Linked DNA regions of Homo sapiens: region 1 is linked to region 2. The links are chromatin loops, found by intact Hi-C in ENCODE. Cell type or tissue: breast epithelium. All regions are shown on one strand. Each heading gives the region's core, and the rest is flanking DNA. Links, peaks and the distances in the headings are about the cores only.

What was found. Peaks named below come from ENCODE experiments on the same cell type or tissue, not always from the same donor. Only the 100,000 strongest peaks of a DNase experiment are listed, where the experiment ranks them.
Region 1: it touches region 2 in a loop (10-fold over the local background); 2 of 110 quality-filtered maps call a loop at or near these places.

Annotation. Positions count from the first base shown.
Region 1 is chr10:51,414,419-51,422,005 of GRCh38, reverse strand. The region is part of intron 2 of PRKG1 (protein kinase cGMP-dependent 1); the gene reads right to left. Among named protein-coding and RNA genes, the nearest start is that of MIR605, 120 kb to the right of the region's middle. In breast epithelium, for the core only: no CTCF peak of the experiment used is centred there; no DNase peak of the experiment used is centred there.
Region 2 is chr10:51,288,217-51,295,803 of GRCh38, reverse strand. All of the region lies in intron 2 of PRKG1 (protein kinase cGMP-dependent 1), which reads right to left. Among named protein-coding and RNA genes, the nearest start is that of MIR605, 7.6 kb to the left of the region's middle. In breast epithelium, for the core only: no CTCF peak of the experiment used is centred there; no DNase peak of the experiment used is centred there; H3K27ac peaks cover 970 bases.

The sequences.
Region 1 (7,587 bases), core at 1,566-6,565, 130 kb before region 2:
TGAGTAATGGTGGCTGATGCTGTCTTCGCATCTTCAAAAGACATTTGGTCCAATCTCCAAATTGTATGATTTTACAAATGTGGAAAACTAAGATTCAGAGAGGTTAAGTGACTTGTTCAGTATCAATATAGCAGTAAGTAGCAGAAACAGGCTAGCTCCTGACTCCTACACAAGTATTTTTCCATATCAGTGTTTCAATAGGGATCTTAGAATGAGTGGGCAACATAACTCAAACTAACAATTCAGTATCTTTGCCCTGTGTGAGTCAAGAACTTAAAGGAAGAATACATTACAAATCATTCATCCAAGAGGAGACATTATGACATGATGCTCTGGAGAGGGCACCAAAGCAAGTGTGCAGGAGACAGACATGGAGGATAGATAACAAAAAGGCGAGTTCAGTTCATCTACTTACCAGGGCTCTGAGAGCCTGAAAAGTTGCCATGAAGAAAAACGAGGAACTGGGGAAAGTGTCTCTCCAGGCAGGGTTGACCTGGAGAGATTATGACCTATCTAAAAGGTATCGGGGCCAGGCACAGTGCCTCACTCTTGTAATCCCAGCACTCTAGGAGGCCAAGGCAGGAGGATCACTTGAGGCCAGGTGTTTGAGACCAGCCTGGCCAACATAGCAAGATAACATCTCTACAAAAAACAATTTTTAAAAAATTAGCTAGGCATGGTGACATGTGCCTCATAGTATTAAATACTTGGGAGGCTGAGGTGGGAAAATTGCTTGAGGCCAGGAGTTCAAAGCTGCCAGGAGCTATAATCATGCCACTGCCCTCCAACCTGGGTGACAGAACAAGACCCTGTTTCTAAAACAAACAAACAAACAAACAAACAAGAAATAAAAGGCACAGAGTGCCATAGCTGCAGCACATGGCAGCCAGGTGGAAATACTGTTTCTTCAACAAAGACTTGTGATATAGTTTGGATATTTGCCCCTGCCCAAATCTCATGTTGAATTGTAATCCCCAATGCTGGAGGTGGGGCCTGGTGGGAGGTGTCTGGATCATGGGGGAAGATCCCTCAAGGCTTGATGCTGTCTATGTGATAGTGAGTTCTTACCAGATCTGGTCATTTAAAAGTGTGTGACACCTCCCCACTCCCTCTCTTACTCCTACTTTTACCATGTGAAGTGCCCGCTCCTGCTTCAGCTTCTACCATGATTGGAAGCTTCCTGAGGCCTCAGCAGAAGCAAATGCTTGCACTATGCTTCCTGCACAGCCTGCAGAACTGTGAGCCAATTAAACCTCTGTTTTAACAAATTACCCAGTCTCAGGTATTTCTTTAGAGCAAGGCAAGAACGGCCTAATACAACCTGAAGGTACAGATTTTATGTGAGATCTTCCCATGTTTTTAGTGTAAGAAAAGTTGTGAAACCTTTGTCAGCCAAATCAATGTATCTGTGGTTCACCTTTGACCTATAGCTACTGTGGTTCTCAGCCCCTAGATGATACCTCTGGATTTGCTGTTTTCACTGGTTTAGGGACGTGGGCTGGGCAGCAAGAATTTTCAAAGCACCCCAGGTGATCTGTGGTGCAACCATGATTAAGCCTTACAATTTAAGATACAGTCATCCTGGGCATCAACTGGGAGTTTGCTAGAAATAAGAAATCTGGAGTCCCAACAAATTCTGTTGAATCTACATGATTCTACTGAACCAAAAATCTTCATTTTAAGCAGATTCCCAGCTGATTGATTTAAGAAATCCTGCTCAAGAGAAGGAGGTCTATTCAGATAGTAATACTAATACTATGTCATTTAAAAGTGTGTGGCACCCACCTCTCAATTCTCTTGCTCCTAATTTCACCATGCAAATTGCCTGCTCCCGCTTCAACTTCCACCATGACTGGAAGCTTCCTGAGGTCTCCCCCAGTTTCCATTTGGCAAACAACCCAAGCCAATGCCAGACATAAAAACAGTGACTTTACTCCCCTTCCTGCTTATCTTCCAGACCTGCCCCCCAACATCCCAGAATGGAAGAGGAGCCTTTCATTTTCTTTTATTCTGGGGTTATTTTGTTTTGTAACAGTTTTGTTCTTGTGCCTGGGTATGAACAAGCATTAAACTAGTTCAGAAGAGAATGTATCTAAACACTTGTTCTTTGATAGGGCAGAACTTTAATTATGCTGCTACACTAGACAAATCTTGTCCCAGGGACTCCACAAGAAGATAGCTCACCAAAAAAAAAAAAAAAATTATTGGCTCTCTCTCTGAACAAGAACTCGATTAATCTTAAATCTAACCTCTGGCGTTTTTTTGGTTCCACATCACTAATTTTATCATATATCTTTTTCACCTGTCAGATGTCTCTGGCACAAATGTCAGGGCACTGTCCCTTATATGACATAATCTCTAAGTTTAAAAAATCTCTCCACTGTACAACAGAGAGAACTTAATGTTCCTTTGTCATCTGACAGTCCCAAGTTCATTAATAGCTCTTAGAATGCATTGGCTTCCCTTTAGGGAAACCTCATCTCCATTTATTCTTTTCCTCCCAGGAAAAAATTGATTAGCCCCAATCCCATCCAGGCAGTCAGTCAATAAATGTTGAAATGCAATAATAATAATGACCAAAAAACGTCATGTTCTTCTTTATCCATGGAGGTTGCCATGGTTACCACTAAAATCTTGTTTTGTTTCACTGGTCCTTCAATTCTTTTACATAAGATTCCTCAGGATTTACTGCTTGCCCTCTCCTTCTCCCTTCACTTCCTTGAGAATCAGTGATTGTCACTGATATACTGCACCTGTGCTGTATACCTGTGACTATTTCAATTTAAAATAAAATAAATTATTTCTCATATAACTTTAAGTCCCAAATATATGAACACATTTAAAGGATAGAAATGTGAGAATGCTGTCATAAAAATCACAATACATGACTTTTTCAATTGGATCAAATTGCAAAAGTAAGTGAAAAAAATACAATTTTTATAACTAAGCTAGTATGGTTTCCTATTGGATTAACAAATGTTTCTTCCTTATCAGAAATAACTACGTAAGACATATTTGAATACTGAAAAAAATATTACTTTCGCCCCCAAAACAATCTAAAGCAACTCCTGCTATGTGTATCTGCAATCCTAAACAATAGTCTTTCCCATAATGTATGCATGGAAATTTTCCCTTGGATTATGAGTGGTGTTAATGAATCTTGATGATGTGCCCTCTCAGCCTACAAGATTACCCAATAGTGCTCCCTAAAATATTCATTGCATTAGTGTGTGTGTCTGCCACATTCAATAGCCCTCCACTGTAGTTTTCTATGGGGCTACATCTTGGCTACACATTACAAAGTTGCACATTCATTTGTTAAACAGCCTCACTCATCATATAGCAACAGCTATTGGCTACATTCTCATTCATTCGTTGCATTAGTCCAGAGCTGAGACTTGATTGCCTGGCTTAGATCTCATCTTTGCTTATTTCATTTTGTGATTTAACATTTATCAAAAGATTGGGCTTCCAAGAACTAGATATATCTGTAGTTAGGTCCGTATGTTATAGGCAACCAATGTCTACTTGTTGCTAGTCCCATGTTGAGTGACCTTAGTTACAGGGTAGTAATGAATGTTCTTTCCTCTGCCCATAGGCTCAATTATACAAAATTGCCTATTTTTGGCCATTTTAGTCTACAAATTGATAGTGTTGTATGATTCAGCCAACATCCCTTATTCAGTTAGGGACTAGAAGGGAAGATGACGCTCCCTCTTTAGTTTTGGTATACCTATGGCTCTCGAGTTCTGCAATTCTACCTAAAGTTCCAGAATCTCAAGGCTAACTAAAAAACTGGAGGAGCTCTGAAATTCTTATGAGATACATGAGCTTATTCAAAGTCAGGCAGATAAATCATGAATAAATTAATTGAGCTTTCTCCTGTTCTTTTATCTCACTCACAGTTGCTAGAAGGCCAGCATAAGGAAAGCATAGAAGAATAAAAACGATAAACATTTACTAATAGAAACTGCGAAGGGTAAGGAAGACAGAAAGGCAAACACAACTGCTTTCTTTTGGAGCGGGGAGGTTAACGTAAAACATGTGTCTCCCATAGGGCTTTGCCATGTTCCATATCCAAGAATATGTGGGGATTCCTTTGAAAGGGAGATAGAAAAATCAATGGCTAATATTTTCCAAGTCTCATCCAACCAAGAGATACAGGATAGTTATTATACTTAGGGGCATAGTGCCCAGTGCAGCTCTATTTTTTCATGATCACGATGAGGATACTGAATACAAATATAACTTAATTAAATATAAAGAGAGGTGTCAGTTTGAGACAATCACATACCAAAAATGGCATAGGGGAAAATGAGAAAACAATGAACTAAGAAGTATATCCATCCCATTAACTCACGTTTAATAATGATATATAAAAGACTCGGTCCTACTATGTTCTACAATTTTTCACTTTACTCATTCCCTACAATTCTATGGTTTGCTTTATCATTTTATGACCTTAATCACAGAAGTGGTGAATTTTATACCTACATACCTGTTAACTAATTTTCTCTTGTACATTCTCCACAGTATATCATACAGAGCCTCCAACAAGCTGTGTGTCCCTTGCGCATATTATTAAACCCTCTATCTTTCATATTCTTCATCTTTAAAATAAAGAGGCTGAATGCTACAGTTAAAGAATAGCAGGAATACTGGATTCCAGTGGGGAAGCTTTTGTGATCAACTTTATGTTCCTGAAACTAGTGAGGAAGGATACTGTGGTTGAGTATTTCCCAAATGTGGAATAAATGTCATGTAGGACCATGTGAGGGGACATGAACAGACCTTCTTTTGAATAATTACGTACTTTTTAAAACTTCTATTATGTCAGTTGATATTGGTTTCTTGTTGGTGATAATAATTAAACAGAAACAAGATTATTGAAACAATTTAGGGTTAAAAGTGAAAATATGTTAAGAAACATAATATGTAAATATTGATAAGTTATTTAAAAAGGTGGTGGTGAATCACTGGGGTCTGGGAAACAATGCAGGGGTGATTCTCAATGAGAAAACTGGAAACACGTTTACTAGTTTTTTTCCAAGTGGCATTATCTTTGAAAATCTGATAAATAGAACTATCTTTTCGGAATTTGCTAACAATATGTTTTTATGCAGTGTTCTTCATTGAAAGCCTGAATTCTAAGAGTCACATCCGTGCACAAAGCTGTTCTTTGAATTCTGAGGAGTTCTGACCTTCTTCAAAACCACTGCCAAAGAACTGGTAAGACAGAGATGTGTGGGTCATGGCTGGAAGGGCAGCAAATGTACGTGACCCTCTTTAGCCCAGGAAAAAGCACTGTCATTTCCACGTTCTTACACCATCACAGGTTCCTGTGGGCTTGCATCTGCCTGGCACTGTGCTAAGCCCTTTGCAAGCATTATCATGTTTCCTTGTAACAATCCTATAAAGTAGATTATTTTATTTCTATTTTATGTAGAACAAGATTACTGTGTCCCGGTGGCATAGTTTGAAACTGGTTGAGACAGGGTTCAAACCCAGATCTTTGTAATGACAAACCATGACACTATTTCGGATCTTTAATAAGGAGTGATTTTGAGAGAAATCTAATTGTTTCTGATCAAGATCCAGAAGTTTTCATTATATTTGGCTGGTACTTCAAAACATGTAATTGTTAGGTACAATGTTCCACTTTAAATTAGGTAACAAAATACTGCTATGACCAAAGGAAAAAGGGGAATACTGTAAATGATCATGAGTTTTCATCCTAATTTTCACCATGATAAAATGATTTATTTCAAAGGATTTTGCTATTAATTGAATTATTTTATTAGAAAGACAATTTTTTTCTGGAATCATTTCATCTTCTGCCACTAAATACAAAATAAAATTCACAACTTGAGAAGTTAACAAGTGTAAAGCTTTCTTTATTTTTATTTTTAAAGGTTTAAACTCACCTTATACATAATACAATCATTTTCTGATCTCATGTGGTGTCGATCTAAATATAATGAGTTCTAATAAATTCTGAGGACAACGAAATCTTTGTGGTGCCTGTGTATATGTGTGCGTGTGTACACATACACACACATAGACACACACACACACACACACACACACACACACACTGGAAGCTCTAGCATGCCAGTTTAGGCCCCATGGATAATCTAATTTCCCCCTAACCCAAAGACCTACTAAGGAAAATATTAAAATGGACATAGGGCCTGGATCATGAGGTCTCGAAAATGCAATTGGGACTAATAAAGCGGTGGGCAGTCTTTCTTGGGATAATTTTGGTTTTGTAGCTTGTGTCGGGAAGGATTTTTTTGTTTCTCCTTGGCTGGTGCCACTCATGTGCCTTCTGATGTAACTTCCTCGGGCTTTCTTTCAAATGTTTCAAGAACTGGCTATTAGATAAATTGTGATCAATAATCCTTTTCTGCCTGTATGAGCAATCTTATAAAATAATTACAAGTCCTGTCTGTAGAGAGCCCTTTCACCTCAGGGGAATGTATATTAGTACTTAGGAGGAGAAAAAGTCAATATAACTAAGACCAAATGAGCAAAGAGATATACATGATGGTGGCTTAATTTTGGGAGCCTCCCCAACAGAAGCATCAGAAACAGCAAAGATACCAAATAAGGCAACAGAATAGTGAGCAGCACCAAAAAAATAACAAGAATTAAGCAGATGACCTCATTTCTATAAGCCTCCTTTTACTTATGTGTAAAATGAGTACAATAGTCATTCTTTATAGAGATATTAAAGAGGTTAGATTATATGAAATACAATTTGATACACAAAGTTCTCAGCATTGACCTGGCACATACTATGTATTCACTAAACGGATGCTACTGCAGAGAGGCAGCATACTGACAAGGACATAGGCTCTGAGATCAGACTGCCTGAACTACTGATCACGCTGACTGTGTGACCTGGGGCAAGTCACTAACCCCATTGTGCCACATCTGTAAAATGAAAGTAGTCATAATGTTATTTTATAAGATTGTTGTAATAATTGAGTTAATACATGTGAAGCCCTTAAAACAATATCTACCATTTAAGGAGAACTCAAAGAATATTAGCCATTATTCATCATTCTAATTCAGGATGCTAATTAAATCTTTACATTGTTTGAATAATTAAACTACTTTTATAGTTAAAGTTTTTCAGCTCAAGCAATTAAAATTTTTAGTTATTTAAAAACCAAATAAAATGCAGAAAAGAATTATGTGGTGTGAGTGTAGAATCATAATATTGTTTTTTAAAAAAATCTTGAAAGGATGTTGTAAATGTCAAGAATAAAAAATCATCCAGTTTGATGTATTTTATAGTAAATCTCTAAAATGTACACATTTTGATATTAATACAAATGTTAATAGACATTACAGGGGTGTAAAGCTGATTTTTGTAACCACATAATTTATGTATTTGGCATATTGTTACCACGAGCTGCTAAACAGATTTAGAGAAAGTTACACTATTCACTCCAACATTCCCCCAAAATGACTCCAATTCAGAGCTTTTTATTTTCATAGCTCGTTACACACCTCCTTGAAAGCATAACTTATGTCTCAGAATGTCTCAGATGACAAAAAAGTTAAGCCTGAAATATTAAC
Region 2 (7,587 bases), core at 1,138-6,137:
AGCTAACATAATAATCATTGAGGAAAACTGAAAGTTTTTCTTTAATTTCTGGTATAAGATATGGATGTCCATTCTCACTACATCTATTCAACACAGTACTGGAAGTCCTAGCCAGAACAATTAGACAATTAGACAAAAAAGAAAAGAAAAGAAAAGAAGAGGAAAGGAAAGGAAATCGGAATAGAATGCATCTAATTAGGAAGGGAAGAAATAAGCTTATCTCTGTTTGCAGATGACATGATCATATATGTAGAAAACTCTATAGACTACAAAAAAAGAAAAAAAATGTTAGAACTAATAAAACAATTCAGTGAAGTTTCAGGGTATAAAATTAGTATACAAAATAAGTCATGTTCTATACACAAACAACAAACTATCTAAAAGGAAAATTAAGAAAACAATCCCATTCATAATAGTAACAAAAAGAATAAAATACTTAGGATGAACTTAAGAGGCAAAAGACTTACACACTGGAAATTATAAAATATTGATGAAGAAAATTTAAAAAGACACAGACAAATGGAAAGACATACATGGTTATGGATTGTAAGAATTAAAATTATTAAAATGTCCATACTACCCACAATAATCTACAGATTTGGTGTAATAGCTATTAAAATCCCAGTGGCATTATTTGCAAAAGTAGAAAAAAATACTAAAATTCATATGGAACCATAAAAGACCTTCAATAGCCAAAGCAATCCTTTTTTTTTTCCTCTTAGAGACAGGGTCTTGCACTGCTGCCCAGGCTGGAGTGCAGTGGCACAATCATAGCTCACTGCAGCCTCAAACTCCTGGGCTCAAGCAATCCTCCCCCCTCAGTCTCCCAAGTAGCTGGGACTACAGGCAAGTGCCACCATACCCAGGAAATTTTTTTATGTTTCAAATTTTTTTGAAGAGACAGAGTTTTGTTATGTTGCCCAAGCTGGTCTCAAACTCCTTGCCTCAAGTGATCCTCCTGTCTCAGCCTCTAAAGTGATGGGATTACTGGAGTAAGCCACTGTGCCTGGCCTCTCAAAGCAATATTGAACAAGAAGAACAAAGGGGAAGGTATCACACTTTCTGATTTAAATATATCTTACAAAGCTATAATAATCAAAACAGTATAGTAGTGGCATAAAAATAGACATATTGACCAATGGAACAGAAAGAGCCCAGAAGTATTAGTTTAGTGCAAAAGTAATTGTGGTATTCCCATTACTTTAAATTACACTAATTAACATTAAAAGTAATGGCAAAACCACAATTACTATTGCACCAACCTAACGAATCCACCCATTACCATCAACTGATCTTTAACAGTGTTCCAAGAACACACACTGGGGAAAGGATGGTCTCCTAAATAAATTATGTTGGGAAAACAGTATGTCCAACCACAGAAGAATGAAATTGAACTCAACTTATACCACATACAAAAATCAACTCAAAATGAACTAAAGACTTAAGCATAAGGCCTGAAACCATAAAACTACTAGAAGAAAACATAAGAAACAAGCTTCTTGAAATTAATTTGGATCATGATATTTTTGGATATGATACCAAAGCACAAGAAAAAAAGTAATAATATACAAGTGAGAATGCATCAAATTAAAAAGCTCATGAAGAGCAACGACAACAATCAATAGAATAAAAAGTCAACCTATAATGGGAGAAAATATTGGCAATCTATATACCTGATAAGGAATTAATATCCAAAATACATAAGAACTCATACAACTCAATAAGTAAAAAAAGAAACTCTATTAAAACTTAGGTAAAAGGTATGAATAGACAGTTCTCAACAGAAGACATAAAAATGTCCAACAGCCATATGAAAAAATGCTCAACATCACTGACCATCAGGAAAATCCAAATCAAAACCACAATGAGATATGAGCTCACACCTCTTGGAATGATTATTATCAAAAAGACAGAAATGTTGGTGAGGTTGTGAAGAAAACGGAACTCTTATACAGAATGGAACTTTTGTTGGTGGGAATGTAAACTGGTATAGCCATTGTGAAAAACAGCATGGAAGTTCCTCAGAAAGGTAAAAACAGAACTATGATTCAGCAATCCCACTTCTAGGTATCCCCCACCCCAAAAAAAATCAGTATGTTGAAGAGATATCTGCACTCTCATATTCATGGCATCATTGTTTACAATAGCTAAGACATGGAAGTAATCTAAATGTCTGTCAGTGGATGAACAGATAAAGAAAATGCGGTATAGGTACACAATAGAATACTATTCAGCCTTAAAAAAGAAAGAAATCCAGTCATTTGTGACAACAAAGATGAACCTGGAGGACATTAAGTTAAGTGAAATAAGCCAAACATAGAAAGACAACTATTGCATGATCTCACCTTGAATAGAATGAAATCTTAAATAGATGAACTCATAGAGATGAGAGTAGAATGGTGGTTGCCAGGAGCTGGTTAACAGGGGGAAATGAAGTGTTATTGGCCAGGGCATACAAAATTTTAGTTATGCAAGATGCATATGATATGGATAGCTAATGTAATTATAGTTAGTTATAATGTGCTTTAATTAACAATAATGTATTGTGTACTTGATATATGTTAAGAGTGTAGAATTAAAGTGTTCTTGATACAAAAAAGAAAGAAAAAATGGTAACTCTGTCAGGTGACAGGGATATGTTAATTAGTCTGATTGTGGTGATTATTTCACAATGTATATGTATATCAAAACTTCAAGTTGTATAATTTAAATATATAATTTTTTCGTTTTTCAATCATACCTCAATAAAGCTGGGGGGAAGAAAGAAGTAAGAGCAAATATGTAACCAACCAAGATACTGTGAGGGCAGAGATTGGGTCTGTCTTGAGCACAGTTGTACCCTAGAACTTAGCAAATTGCAATCCTCCAAAGTTCATTAGAGAAATAAATAAGAATAAAAAAGTGGCTCCAATCATTAAGTAGATAAAATGGGATTGGGTGTAAACCATAATAAGTCTCAGAGGAGTTTGGTACAAAATTTAAAAATATAGAATAGTATAGGTGCTAAAACGTGTATGTTTATAGATATAAATGTTGATATAAGGTGCGTAGACACCCATAGGCAGACCTAGAAAAGGAAAATATTTTGCTATAGCTGAAAAACATAAAACGTAAAATGTCTATATGTGTTTGCAAATCTATAGACAAGGTCAGTTGGAAGGAACCAATATAATTATAAAATAGCATTTTGAGCTATTGGCCAATGCAGAAAAACCAAATCCTATTCCACTTAGAATAATGACTCTCACTTTAAAAATAAACATGACTTAATATTGAACAAGATTCAAAGGTATTTTGTACTCTTAATTCCCCAAAATAGCAATGAGGTGAATAGTTCTGTTAAACAAATTACCATGTAGAAAATACGTCCTTTCTTTGTTCATTTAAATAGCAGGCCTATGTCACTTGTCCTAAAAAATCGGACAAGTCTCACCCATTCTGTGAGCTGCAATGAAGCAAGGAGAAAGAGGAGTGAGCTTTGAGAAAATGAAGACTTGAGGTTATGCAGAGTGAGATTGTGGACAGTGTTCTTCCTAATTTATGGAAGATGTTAAACCCAGAGTAATGCCAGCTAGAATTCAGAAGTGTTCCCTCAAGCTTGATAAACAAACAACTTTAGGGTCAGAGTAACTAAGAAGGTCTGGGAGCAATGCTAGCTGTGGTTCTAGATTGTGTTCATTTCCCACTGTTTCACAATATGGCAGATAATTCAAAACAGAATTGAATAACTGCTATGTTGCAGCTCTGTCTTTTTAAGGCTCCCCCTAAAAAAAGAGATCGACTCTAACAACGTTAAACAAAGGCTTTGCACAAAAGAAGAGTTTCCACAAATTATCAAAGTGTTTTAGGTTTTAGACTCAGAAGTACTCCAAGACTGTTAAAGGGTGATTTTAAAACACTTAAAGGCAATTCACTGTCTCAAGGACTTCAACTTTATAGTCAGGGGTAGTAAAGCAAAAATAAGAGTAAGAAAAATAATATCTAAATGAAAAAATACACTAGAATCTAAACACATCTGAACATTTTTAAGGTACTAATGTTATGAGCTACTAAGAAGCTGTATTTTCATAAACACTCTAATGGCCATCTGTTTTAGCTAACATCCATTCACCTCTTTTTACAGAACACTCTTTCTTTTAAGGGGGGCACCCATTCCTCTTAAGTTTTGCGGCTTAGGTGGGTCAGTTTTCAGGGCTTCAGCGGTGATTGATTGCAAGGTAGCCATTCTCATTGGTTACAGTGAATGATTTAGTTATGGGCACATGATAGAATCTGAGCAAGGAGACTCAGACCAGAACTTTGGTTTGATGCTGAAGAGAGACACTGTCTCTTTTCAACTGGACCTAAGCAGCAGACTCTGGTTATGTCTACAGTTACCGTTATCTTGTTACCATAATGAGATAAATGAGAAAAGAAGATCCGAGTGGGGCCCAGAGACAGAGAAACTACTTCCTCTTGATAACTGTCAAGCCTCTAGACTAAGTTATGTCTGAAGCCAGCTTGTCCTCATATTCTACAGGTAGGAAAACCACTAAATTAACTTTTGGCTTCAGTCAATACAGGCTGGGTTTTCTTTCATCTGTCTCCAACAGAATACCAACTGACCAAGAAACCCTCTTGCAAAAAGGTCAGGGGCATTAACTTTCATAACAATGCTTCAGTTTTTGGAAGAGAAGAGTCATTTTGATAACTATTACTCAGTTGTCTTCTGTGTTCTATGAAGAAATAAGTGTAAAAGAAACACCAGAAAAGGCTCACTTCACTGAAGACTGTATTTTTATTACGTATACAAAGACTATTGACTGTTTAAAGTAAAAATATTAACTACATGTAGTATAGCTTATAGTATATATTGAAGTAAAATCTATAAAAACAAGAATGCAATAGGTAAATGGAAAAATATGGAATTTTACTCTTCACTTCTTCGTCTGGCAGTGACTAAGAGAACACAGGGACTTGTTCAGGAGCACACAGTTGAAACACACCCTATACCCTCCCCAAAATAAGTCAGAGAGACTCCAAAAAGATCAGAAAGTCCACAGGTGGTAGGTAGATATGCGGGCTAGGGAAATGTCTTTGGTAGACTGCCCACATAATCCCACATTTACCGGGGTGGGGTGGCCTAAGGAGACATAGATTACACAATCTTAATTTATTTTAACTCAAATGAATATTTTTCTTTCCTTTACTCAGGAATAAGAGAAACTCCAATTCTATCACATCCTGAAGCATACAATTATTTAAACGAATCACACTATCATAGATTTGAGAGCTAAGTGGATCTCTACATATTGTGATGTAAGAAGTCAGACCATTACAAAAATAGTCTCTAAAAGAAAAATAGAATAAAAAATTGATATATCATAGTGATATATATTTTTGGAAATCCTGGGCTCAAGTAATCCTCCTGCCTCCTAGGCTGATTAGCTTTTGCCATGTCCTTGGTTATCTGAGCACAAAATGCAGCATTTATGCAGATGCACCTGTAAATTTAATGGTATCAAATATTATAAACAAATTTTGTATAATTCTTTGTTACTCGTCTTTTTTTTTGTTTGTTTTTTGAGACAGCATCTCGCTCTGTGTTCCAGGCTGCAGTGCAGTAGCACAATCATAGTTCGCTTTAGCCTTGAACTCCTGGGTTCAAATGATCCTCTCATCTCAGCCTCCTGTGTCCAACATGAACACACAAGTGCCTACATTTCCTCAAAGTTGATAATGATGCTCTGAATGTATATTTATCTCAATTCACTTGATGACAGCAAATTATCAAAGAATAATCCCTAATTCAAGTAGTTTCAAAGGTGTCTAAGTCAAAAACTGAACCTGCAAAAGAGAATACCATCCAAAAAGGAGGCATGGACATCATATAAATTCAAAGGTGAATGAGACTACCACAACTTCACTTTAAAGCTGCAGAGTGAAATGCAGTCTCGAAGTTAAAGCACCCTTAAGGCCATCTAGACTTGTGTTTCTCAAATTTGGTCTGAGAACAATGTTGGGTTGTCTGTGTGAATGTTTCTTGGAGTATCTGGTTACAAATATTACACACACAAAAACCCACCTAACCACCCACACCCACCCATCCACCACCCAGACACACACCCCACAAACTCTCTCTCTCTCTCTCTCTCATGGAATCTACCACCAGAGATTAGTACTCAGAAAGTCTTAGGTAGAGTCAAGAAACTGTGTTTCCCAAGTATCCTAGGTGACTCTGCTGCCTACAGGGTTAAAAATGATACATCTAGTACAATCTCTTAATTTGGACAGAGATACTCCTTAAAGGTATTAAAGTGCACTCAGGGAAGAGAAGTGGTAGCTTCTATTCAGCCACAGACCGTTGGAAGTTATAGCACTTGGAGGCTCTAGTCCACTGTTGTCAAGCTTCACTGGGAAGCATCAGCAGTGACTGGATAATGTCACAGCAAATGACAGTACTAGTAGCAATAGTAGCCTTAGGAGAAGCAATAGCAATGCTACCCAGAGGTGATGGCTCCCAGTATTCATGGTAACAGACAGTGGTGCCCAGTAAGAGAGGCGGTCCTAAGCAAAAAACCACTGATGCCCATTAATGTTGATGAACAACCAGAAGGAGCAACATGGTGGCAAAGTTGGCTGCCTGGACTTGCTCATGGACTTGTTAGGACACATTCATGGGTTGTTTTGGACTGTGCAAGTGTACTACATGTTTCTTTTTATTATGTTTTTAAAGTTAGTTATCTAGTGGAACTTTCTTGTTCACATTTATGATATTCCCTGATTGTCATTTTCCTAGCCTTTCCATTCTAGATAATAAGAGTCTAATTAAACATGCAAATCTATTTTATGCACTAAGCCCTTTATTAATTAATATATAATTTTACATATCATACATAATCATGCATGCAACACATGAATATAGAAACACCCCAGAAATTAGTGCTGAAGTAAAAAAATCTACTTCTAAATAAAACTAAAGGCATTTAAACCACACAACCACATACAAGATGTACAGAATAACTACACATACCTCTTTGCTCCCCTCTGTCATTCCTTCTTTCAGAAAGTACTGCTGCTAAGTAGTATTATTCATTTTTGTAATCTTTTCAGCTTATTAAACTCATTATTATTCTAGTCAATGGAGTATGTTGAGATGTATAAGCAGTTAAATATTTTGTGGTCAAATATCTTCACAGTCAAAGATAAGATAATAATAGAATTTCATTTCTTATTCACTCAGAATCTCCTTGAACTATCATAATGATTAACAACCTCAAATGATGAGAAATTTGATGACTGTGGGTCCATAAAGCTACCAAAGACTCAGTCCCTTTAAAACTGCATTGAAAACAAGTTTGTTCTTCACACCCATTTTCAAGTAGCAGAATTAGGAGAAACATCAATAATTAATCTAAATGCATAAAATCAGGCCTTGGAAATTTCTTTACATTTTACTGCAGCACCTAATATTTGCAAATACATTGTTCAGTAACACATTTATACTCTCTTTCAGTGCATAACAATAGAAGTTTAAAATCCCCACAAAAAAGTAGCATTTTAGCCTCTCCATGTGACTCCCGAAAAGCACACTCATCGGCATGGCAC